Regions from separate parts of the Homo sapiens genome. Here region 2 is linked to region 1. A link is an interaction called in ENCODE POLR2A ChIA-PET data of the cell type or tissue named here. Cell type or tissue: PC-9. All regions are shown on one strand. Region 1 overlaps TATDN2 (TatD DNase domain containing 2). Region 2 overlaps FANCD2 (FA complementation group D2).

Region 1 (4,000 bases):
CTAATCCAGTCTAATCCCTGCCGGGTGTAAGAACTCTCCACAAATGTCCTCCTAAGGCCATTCCATAAGCAGTAAACCATTATCCCATTTGCATTCCTAAGTCATTTCTATTAAATTCCTCTCAAAAGTAAATACAGACCAGGTACAGTGGCTCATGCCTGTAATCCAGCACTTTGGGAAGCCGAGGCAGGTGGACTGCTTGAACCCAGGAGGTCGAGACAAGCCTGGCCAACATGGCGAAACCCCATCTCTATAAAACACACGGGGCGCGGTGGCTCATGCCTGTAATCCCAACACTTTGGGAGGCCAAGACAGGAAGATCACTTAGGCTCAGGAGTTCAAGACCAGCTTGGGCAAGGTGTCAAAACTCTGTCTCTACTAAAAATTACAAAAATTAGCTGGGCCATGGTGGCACACGCCTGTGATCCCAGCTACACGGGAGGCTAAGGCACAAGAATCGCTTGAACCTGGGAGGCAGAGGTTTCAGTGAGCCGTGACGGCACCACTGCACTCCAGCCTAGGCAATACAGTGAGACCCTATCTCAAAAAAAAAAAGGCAAAATTGCTTTATATGTATATATTCGCAAACAAGTCTAAAAAGCTAAACTGTTTATAATGGATCTCTTTGGGGAATGCAGGGAAGTAGAAAGAGACTTAGGCTCGGCTGGGAGCAGTGCCTCACACCTGTAATCCCAGCACTTTGGGAGGCCGAGGCAAGTGGATCACCTGACATCAGGAGTTCGAGACCAGCCTGGCCAACATGGCAAAACACTGTGTCTACTGAAAATACAAAACTTAAGCCAGGCATGGTGGCGGGCACCTGTAATCCCACTTACTCAGGAGGCTGAGGCAAAGAATCGCTTGAATCGGAAGGCAGAGGTTGCAGTGAGGCAAGATCGTGCCACTGCCCTCCAGCCCAGGCAACAAGAGCAAAACTCTGTCTCAAAAAAAAAAAAAAGAAGCAAAATAAAAATAAAATTACAAAAATTAGCCAGGCGTGGTGGCACATGCCTATAGTCCCAGCTACTCAAGAGGCTGAGGCAGGAGAATCACTTGAACCCAGGAGGCGGAGGATGCAGTAAGCCGAGATCATGCCACTGCACTCCAGCCTGGGTGAGAGAATGAGACTCTGTCTCAAACAAACAAACAAACAAAGGCTTAGGTGCTTATATTATAAGCTTCTTGTATCATTTGAAATTTTTTTCCGAAGAGCACATCATATTTTTTTTTAATCATTATCCTGAATCAAGGGCCAAAGGAAAATAAAACTTAAAACAATCATAAACCTAGCTGGGCGCGGTGGCTAATGTCTGTAATCCCAGCACTTTGGGAGGCCGAGGCGGGCCCATCGAGACCATCCTGGCTAACACAGTGAAACCCCGTCTCTACTAAAAATACAAAAAATTAGCCGTGCGTGGTGGCGGGCGCCTGTAGTCCCAGCTACTCGGGAGGGTGAGGCAGGAGAATGGCGTGAACCCGGGAGGCGGAGCTTGCAGTGAGCCAAGATCGTGCCACTGCACTCCAGCCTGGGCTACAGAGTAAGACTCCATCTCCCAAAAAAAAAAAAAAAAAAAAAAAAAAAAAAAAAAATCATAAACCTTTAGAAATCTATACTTGTTAATATAGACATCTATTTTCCTGAAAGTACTCAAACTGTTGGCAGCTGCTAACTTCACGAAGATGAATAGGAAAGGTGGTGTTTGCTATCATTTTGAACCTCTGTGGACTTAGTAAATTTTCTTACTTTCTGTATTTTCTAACGTGTCTACAGAGATTATTTGTTAAAGGAGGTTACGGGTCATTTTTGTTTTTTTTTTTTGTTTTTTTTTTTTTTGGAGACAGTGGTGCGATCTCAGCTCACTGCAACCTCCGTCCCCCAGGTTCAACAGATTCTCCTGCCTCAGCCTCCCAAGTACCTGGGATTACAGGCATGTGCAATCACACCTGGCTAATTTTTGTATTTTTAGTAGACGGGGTTTCGCCATGTTGGCCAGGCTGGTCTTGAACTCCTGACCTCTGGTGATCCACCCACCTCGGCCTCCCAAAGTGCTGGGATTACAGGTGTGAGCCACCGCGCTCAGCCTGTTTTCTTTGTATCTTTTTATATTTAAGGAATTCATATATATATATATATATAATTTTTTTTTGAGGCAAAATCTCACTCTGTTGTCCAGGCTGGAGTGCGGGGTGTAACCTCAGCTCGCTGCAACCTCCGCCTCTGAGGTTCAAGCAATTCTTGTGCTTTAGCCTCCCTCCCAAGTAGCTGGGATTACAGGCATCTGCCACCACACCTGGCTAATTTTTTTTTGGTATTTTTAGTAGAGATGGGGTTTCACCATGTTGGCCTAACCTCAAGTGATCTGCCCGCCTTGGCCTCCCAAAGTGCTGGGATTACAGGCATGAGCCACCGTGCCTGGCCTCTAATACTAATAATAAATTTGATGACTCCCAGGGCCTGCCCTGTGAGACACAGCCCCAACTTCCCAGCCCACTTCTCTAGTGCCCTCTTCTGCCTGCCACCAACCACCTGCCACCCTTGGCCCATCACACCCTCTTACACATTTGCTAGCACATCTTATCTCCTCTGCTTGCCATGTCCTTGCCTCCGTCCCATTTTGTGTTCCCACCTGTCTGTTAAGGCCCCATCTCCACTGACTGCTTCTCCACCCCTGCCCTCTGCTCCCGCTGTAGCCACATATACAACACAGAGGGTGAGATCTGCAACAAACTGAGGAGTATCTGCACCCTCAGACGGGCAGCTGCTCCTCACCTCTAACTGGTGCCATTTGAGAGTAGAGAATCAGAGTTAGAGATTCTGTTTCTTTCAAGTAAAACCAGAAATATTGAATTTAGTGCACTTTTCAACCATTAAGCAAGCACTTACTAAGCACTTACTCTGTGCCAGCAGGCACGGTTCTGGACCTGTGGGTTTAGCGTTCAATAAAAAAAAAAACAAGGCTGGGTGTGGTGGCTCATGCCTGCAATTCCAGCACTTTGGGAGGCCAAGGCAGGAGGATCATTTGAGCCTAGGAGTTCAAGACCAGTCTGGGCAACATAGCAAGACCCCATCTGTACAAGAAAAATACAAAAATTAGCTGGGTGCAGTGACCCACACCTGTAGTCCCAGCTACTCCAGGAGCTGAGACAGAAGGATTGCTTGAGTGTGGAAGGTCAAGGTCACAGTAAGCCGAGCTTGTGCCACTGCACTCCAGCCTGTGGAGACGCTCCAAACTTTTGGAGACGCTGTCTCAAAAAAAAAAATAATAGTAATAACACACAAGAACGTCTGCCTCCTGGAGCTCACATTTTAGCTGGTAAGGGAAGGGAAAACCAGGAGAAAGGTAAGACAAGTGAAATATGTATGTTAGAGAGTGATAACTGCCAAGGAGAAAAACAAAATAAGAAAAGAGGACATAAAATGGGGAGGTGATGTCATTCAATTCTTCAGTTCAAGGTAGGGACTTAGACTGGAGTCATAAATTCTATTTTCTGAGACAGTCTCACTCTGTCGCCCAGGCCGGAGTACAGTGGCGCCATCTCAGCTCACTTACAACCTCCGCCTCTCAGGTTCAAGTGATTCTCCTGCCTCAGCCTCCTGAGTAGTTGGGATTACAGGCATGTGCTACCACACCCAGCTACATTTCGTATTTTTGGTAGAGACGAGGTTTCTCCATGTTGGCCAAGCTGGTTTTAAACTCCCAGCCTCAAGTGATCAGCCCACCTGAGCCTCCCAAAGTGCTGGGATTACAGGCATGAGCCACCGCACCCAGCCTGGAGTCATAAATTCTTAATGTGAATTGTCTCAAAATGTAAATACTGTTAAGGACCTAGCAGGCTACATCCAGTCCACAGACCAGCAGTTTTGCCACCTCTGGTTGTGAAGACCAAGACTGGAGTTGGGGGAGAAAAAAAAAAATTAGGAGTATAATAATATACCTTATATTTTCATACAGATTTACAATTTACAGAAGTGCTACAGCCGTCATACTTCTTTTACAGA
Region 2 (4,000 bases), 170 kb after region 1:
TTCCTCCTGGGCTGGCCAATAGCAGTGGTCACCTCCAAGATTGAGACCAAACCTTCCCCTTTTAATCAATAGGGATAAATAAAGGTTTGTTTTGCATTTTTATCTTGCTTTCTGATGTGCTGCCAACTAGGATGAGCTGCATTCTAAGAGCTACAATAAAAGACAGTTTAAGAAAGAGGCCAGGGCTGGGCACAGTGGCTCACGTCTGTAATCCCAGCACTTTGGGAGGCTGAGGCAGGTGGATCACGAGGTCAGGAGTTCGAGACCAGCCTGACCAACATGGTGAAACCCCGTCTCCACTAAAAATACAAAAATTGGCTGGGCACGGTGGTGCGCACCTGTAATCCCAGCTACTTGAAAGGCTGAGGCAGGAGAATCGTTTGAACCTGGGAGGTAGAGGATTGCAGTGAGCCAACATCGCACCACTGCACTCCAGCCTGGGTGACAGAACGAGACTCTGTCTCAAAAAAAAAGAAAAAGGCCAGGGAAGAGGCCAGTATTTCTTTTATACTTGACCCTGATTTCTCCTTTATTTCCTACTTTATTAACCTCATGATTTATGTCTCGTTTTGTCAAATGTCTCAGATAAATTTTTTTTTTTTGAAAAGGAAGAACATGATTAAACTTAAGCCAAAGAGAAAACTATCTACTCAGCTTGTCTAACCAAACTCAGACTAAGCAATTTTAGCAGAAATCAGTCAGGTTGTTCTGGGAAAATGACCTTCTTGGTATAGCAAGAGGGCCTATCCAAGGTTATGTGGGGATTTACATGTAAAAATGTCCTGGGAAGCCCAAAGTTTGTAAGTGTGAGATATTAGTCCTATTCATTAAAAAAAAAAAAAAAAAAAGGATCTAGGCCCATCACCAATTTTTTCTTTGTTCTGAGCAGAAGCTGTTGATTTCTCCAAAATAACCATCAAAAGTCTGATGAGATAAAGAGCACACTGGAAACTGGGAATGCTTTGATGGAAATTCTGCAAGTAATGGACGCTCTGGCTGTAAGGAGACAAGAAAAACAAACAAATGCAATAGTATCCTATGTGTCACAGATATATTTAAATCCACATGACGTGCCCAAGTCCCTTTCAGTGTTTGACGGCCTAATCAGAATCCTCCTTATTTTCAGGTGCTTTAGTAGCAACCCTCTTCAAGCATCTTGGTAGAAAACCATACCTTTGTATGGAAAAAGCCAGGGCAGAAGACAGCCCCACTGATGGAATGTTGGCCTTGAAGGGGTCATGTATGCTGAGAAACCCAAGCACCACGCTAATATGTACAACCCTAGATAAATTATCTGCTCTTTAAAGCCTTAGGCAATACACTGAAAATAATTTGTAAAATCTGGGTTCACAGGCCGGGCATGGTGACTTATGCCTGTAATCCTAGCACTTTGCTAGGCTGAGACAGGCAGATCACCTGAGCTCAGGAATTAGAGACCAGCCTGGCCACATGTCGAAAACATCTCTACAAAAATATAAAAATTAGTAGGGTGTGTCAGCATGCGCCTGTAATCCCAGCGTCTTGGGAGGCTGAGGCAGTACAATCACTTGAGCCCAGGAGGTGGAGGGTGCAGTGAGCTGGGATCACTCCAGCCTGGGTGACAAAGTGAGACTCTCTCTCAAAGAAAAAAAAAAGAAGATATAAGGTCCTGACCTATAGACAGGGATGATAAGCACTGACTGCTGACCCAGTGATGGTCTAGGTTACCAAGGGAAGTGAGAGAAAGACCAAGTCACTCTGACTGAAGGGGGAGGGGGCCGAAAGCCATGCCCCTGAGATCATGTCACCTCCCTTGTCCACTGCCTACCCCTCAGCCACATAAGGTCTTCCTACAAGACAAGGGGAAAGAAACAGGCTATCAGTGATAACTAGCTGCTGCCTAATTACCCAAATCTGCTGGGAGACAGTAGGTCCCTGGATAATCAAGAGTTGATTACAGATGGTCAATGTTTTCATCATTATTACTTGAAAAGGCTGAGTTTATGGGCTGATGCATTCATGAAGATTTAGCATGATTATTCAAGGTTTCTAATACTTCAGGATTTATCAGAATACATAGATGAGAAAGCTCATATATGAGGAGAGTAGCTGAAAATAATTTCCTTTACAACTACTGAAAGACACCCAGGTTATTTTAAAGAAAGTTGCCAATCCTGTTCCTAGGAGTTTCTTGGGACAACAATCTTGGCTATGTAGTTATGACTCACCTGAGTAGTTCCTCCAAAGGCTGGCTGTGTTCTCCCTGTTTCAGTCGGCTACTAAGGACATGGAGGGCTGAATACAGTAAATTCTGATTTTCAGGTTGAGAAAATCCACTCCTAAGGAAGTCAAGGTAAGAGGGGTTAGCTTAGTTTCTGGAAAACTACTTGGATAGTATTTAAGGATCCTGGCCTCCAGTCTGTACCATCAATAGTTTAACGGTTTGAAAAAAGAATTGAGAGGTCGGGCGTGGTGGCTCACACCTGTAATCCCAGCACTTCGGGAGGCTGAGGCGGGCGAATAACGAGGTCAACACATGGAGACCATCTTGGCCAACACGGTGAAATCCCGTCTCTACTAAAAATACAAAAATTAGCTGGGTGTGGTGGCGGGCACCTGTAGTCCCAGCTACTCCAGAGGCTGAGGCAGAAGAATCGCTAGAACTCGGGAGGTGGAGGCTGCAGTGAGCCGAGATTGTGCCACTGCACTCCAGCCTGGCGACAGAGCGAGACTCCATCTCAAAAAAAAAAAAAAAAGAAAGAAAAAAGAAAAAAGAATTGAAATGGAAAGTACTGAAGTACCAAATTCAATCACAGCTCTAAGTATCAGAGTAGAAACTGAAGTACATCCAAAGTAATCTTTCCTGAAGTCTTCATAGGTTTCTTTTCTTCTTTCCTCTTTCTTTTCACAGGGGTGAGCCACCACGCCTGGGCCATAGGTTTACTTTGAAGGGCAAAAAGCTCTCCTTCATTCCCTATATTTTAGAGATATGTAGTCTTCTTCAAAAATACAGGAATAATTTTGTCAAACTGCTAAATCAATGTCCAGCCCATAGTGGTACTTACCCCTTCTCCTACATTAATGAGTCAAGTCTTGACATTTCTATCTTTGGATTACCTTTCATATTGTCCCTTCCTTTCCAAGCCTAGACCATCATTTTGGCCAGGCCCCTATCAATACATGTGTAGATCATAGTGACACCTTTTGAGTGTTCTTTTTTGCATCCCTTTTCAATCTGTCCTGCACTCTGCTGCCAGAAGTGTTTTCTTAAACCACTGCTTTCATTGTATTATGGCTGTGATCATAAAACTCCAAAATGGCTTCCCTGGACAACATTTAAATTATTCTGCCTGACCTTTGAGGCCCAGCACAATCTGACGTCCTAGATCTTCTCCTCTAGAAGCATCTTCCTGATCACCAGTGATAGTCATTCTTCCTTTCAACAAATGTATTCTGAGGGCCTATTAGGTGTCAGGTTTTTGGTCTACCATAGCTTCAATGAGATATAGTTGATGTACAATACACTTCATGTACTTAAAATGTTGAATTTGGGCCAGGTATGGTGGCTCACGCCTCTAATGCCAGCACTTTGGGAGGCTGAGGCGGGTGGATCACTTGAGCCCAGAGGTTCAAGACCAGCCTGGGGGCAACATGGCGAAACCCCGTCTCTACCAAAGAAAAAAAAAAGGAAAAATCAGCTGGGCATGGTGGTACATGCCTGCAGTCCCAACTGCTTGGGAGGCTGAGGTGGGAGGATTTATAGCCTGGGAGTCAGAGGTTGCAGTGAGCTGTGATTGTGTTACTACACTCCAGCCTGGGCAACAGAGCAAGACCCTGTCTCAGGGAAGAAAAAAAAAAAAGCCAGGTGTAGTGGCTCACACCTGTAATCCCAGCACTTTGGGAGGCTGAGGTGGGTAGATCACGGGGTCAGGAGTTCAAGACCAGCCTGGCCAAGATGGTGAAACCCCGTCTCTACTAAAAATACAAAAATTAGCCAGGTGCAGTGGCAGGCGCATGTAAT

The links. Peaks named below come from ENCODE experiments on the same cell type or tissue, not always from the same donor. Only the 100,000 strongest peaks of a DNase experiment are listed, where the experiment ranks them.
Region 2: POLR2A ChIA-PET joins it to region 1 with 5 read pairs; 3 of 35 experiments call an interaction of 5 or more read pairs at or near these places.

The regions. Positions count from the first base shown.
Region 1 is chr3:10,255,432-10,259,431 of GRCh38, reverse strand. The region is part of intron 2 of TATDN2 (TatD DNase domain containing 2); the gene reads right to left. Among named protein-coding and RNA genes, the nearest start is that of TATDN2, 9.0 kb to the right of the region's middle. In PC-9, no CTCF peak of the experiment used is centred here; no DNase peak of the experiment used is centred here.
Region 2 is chr3:10,084,130-10,088,129 of GRCh38, reverse strand. FANCD2 (FA complementation group D2) reads right to left here. Exons shown (of 44, transcript NM_001018115.3): 33 at 2,208-2,318; 34 at 866-996. It also overlaps a transcript of FANCD2OS not described here. Among named protein-coding and RNA genes, the nearest start is that of FANCD2OS, 22 kb to the left of the region's middle. In PC-9, no CTCF peak of the experiment used is centred here; a DNase peak (open chromatin) is centred at 2,189; H3K27ac peaks cover 1,807 bases.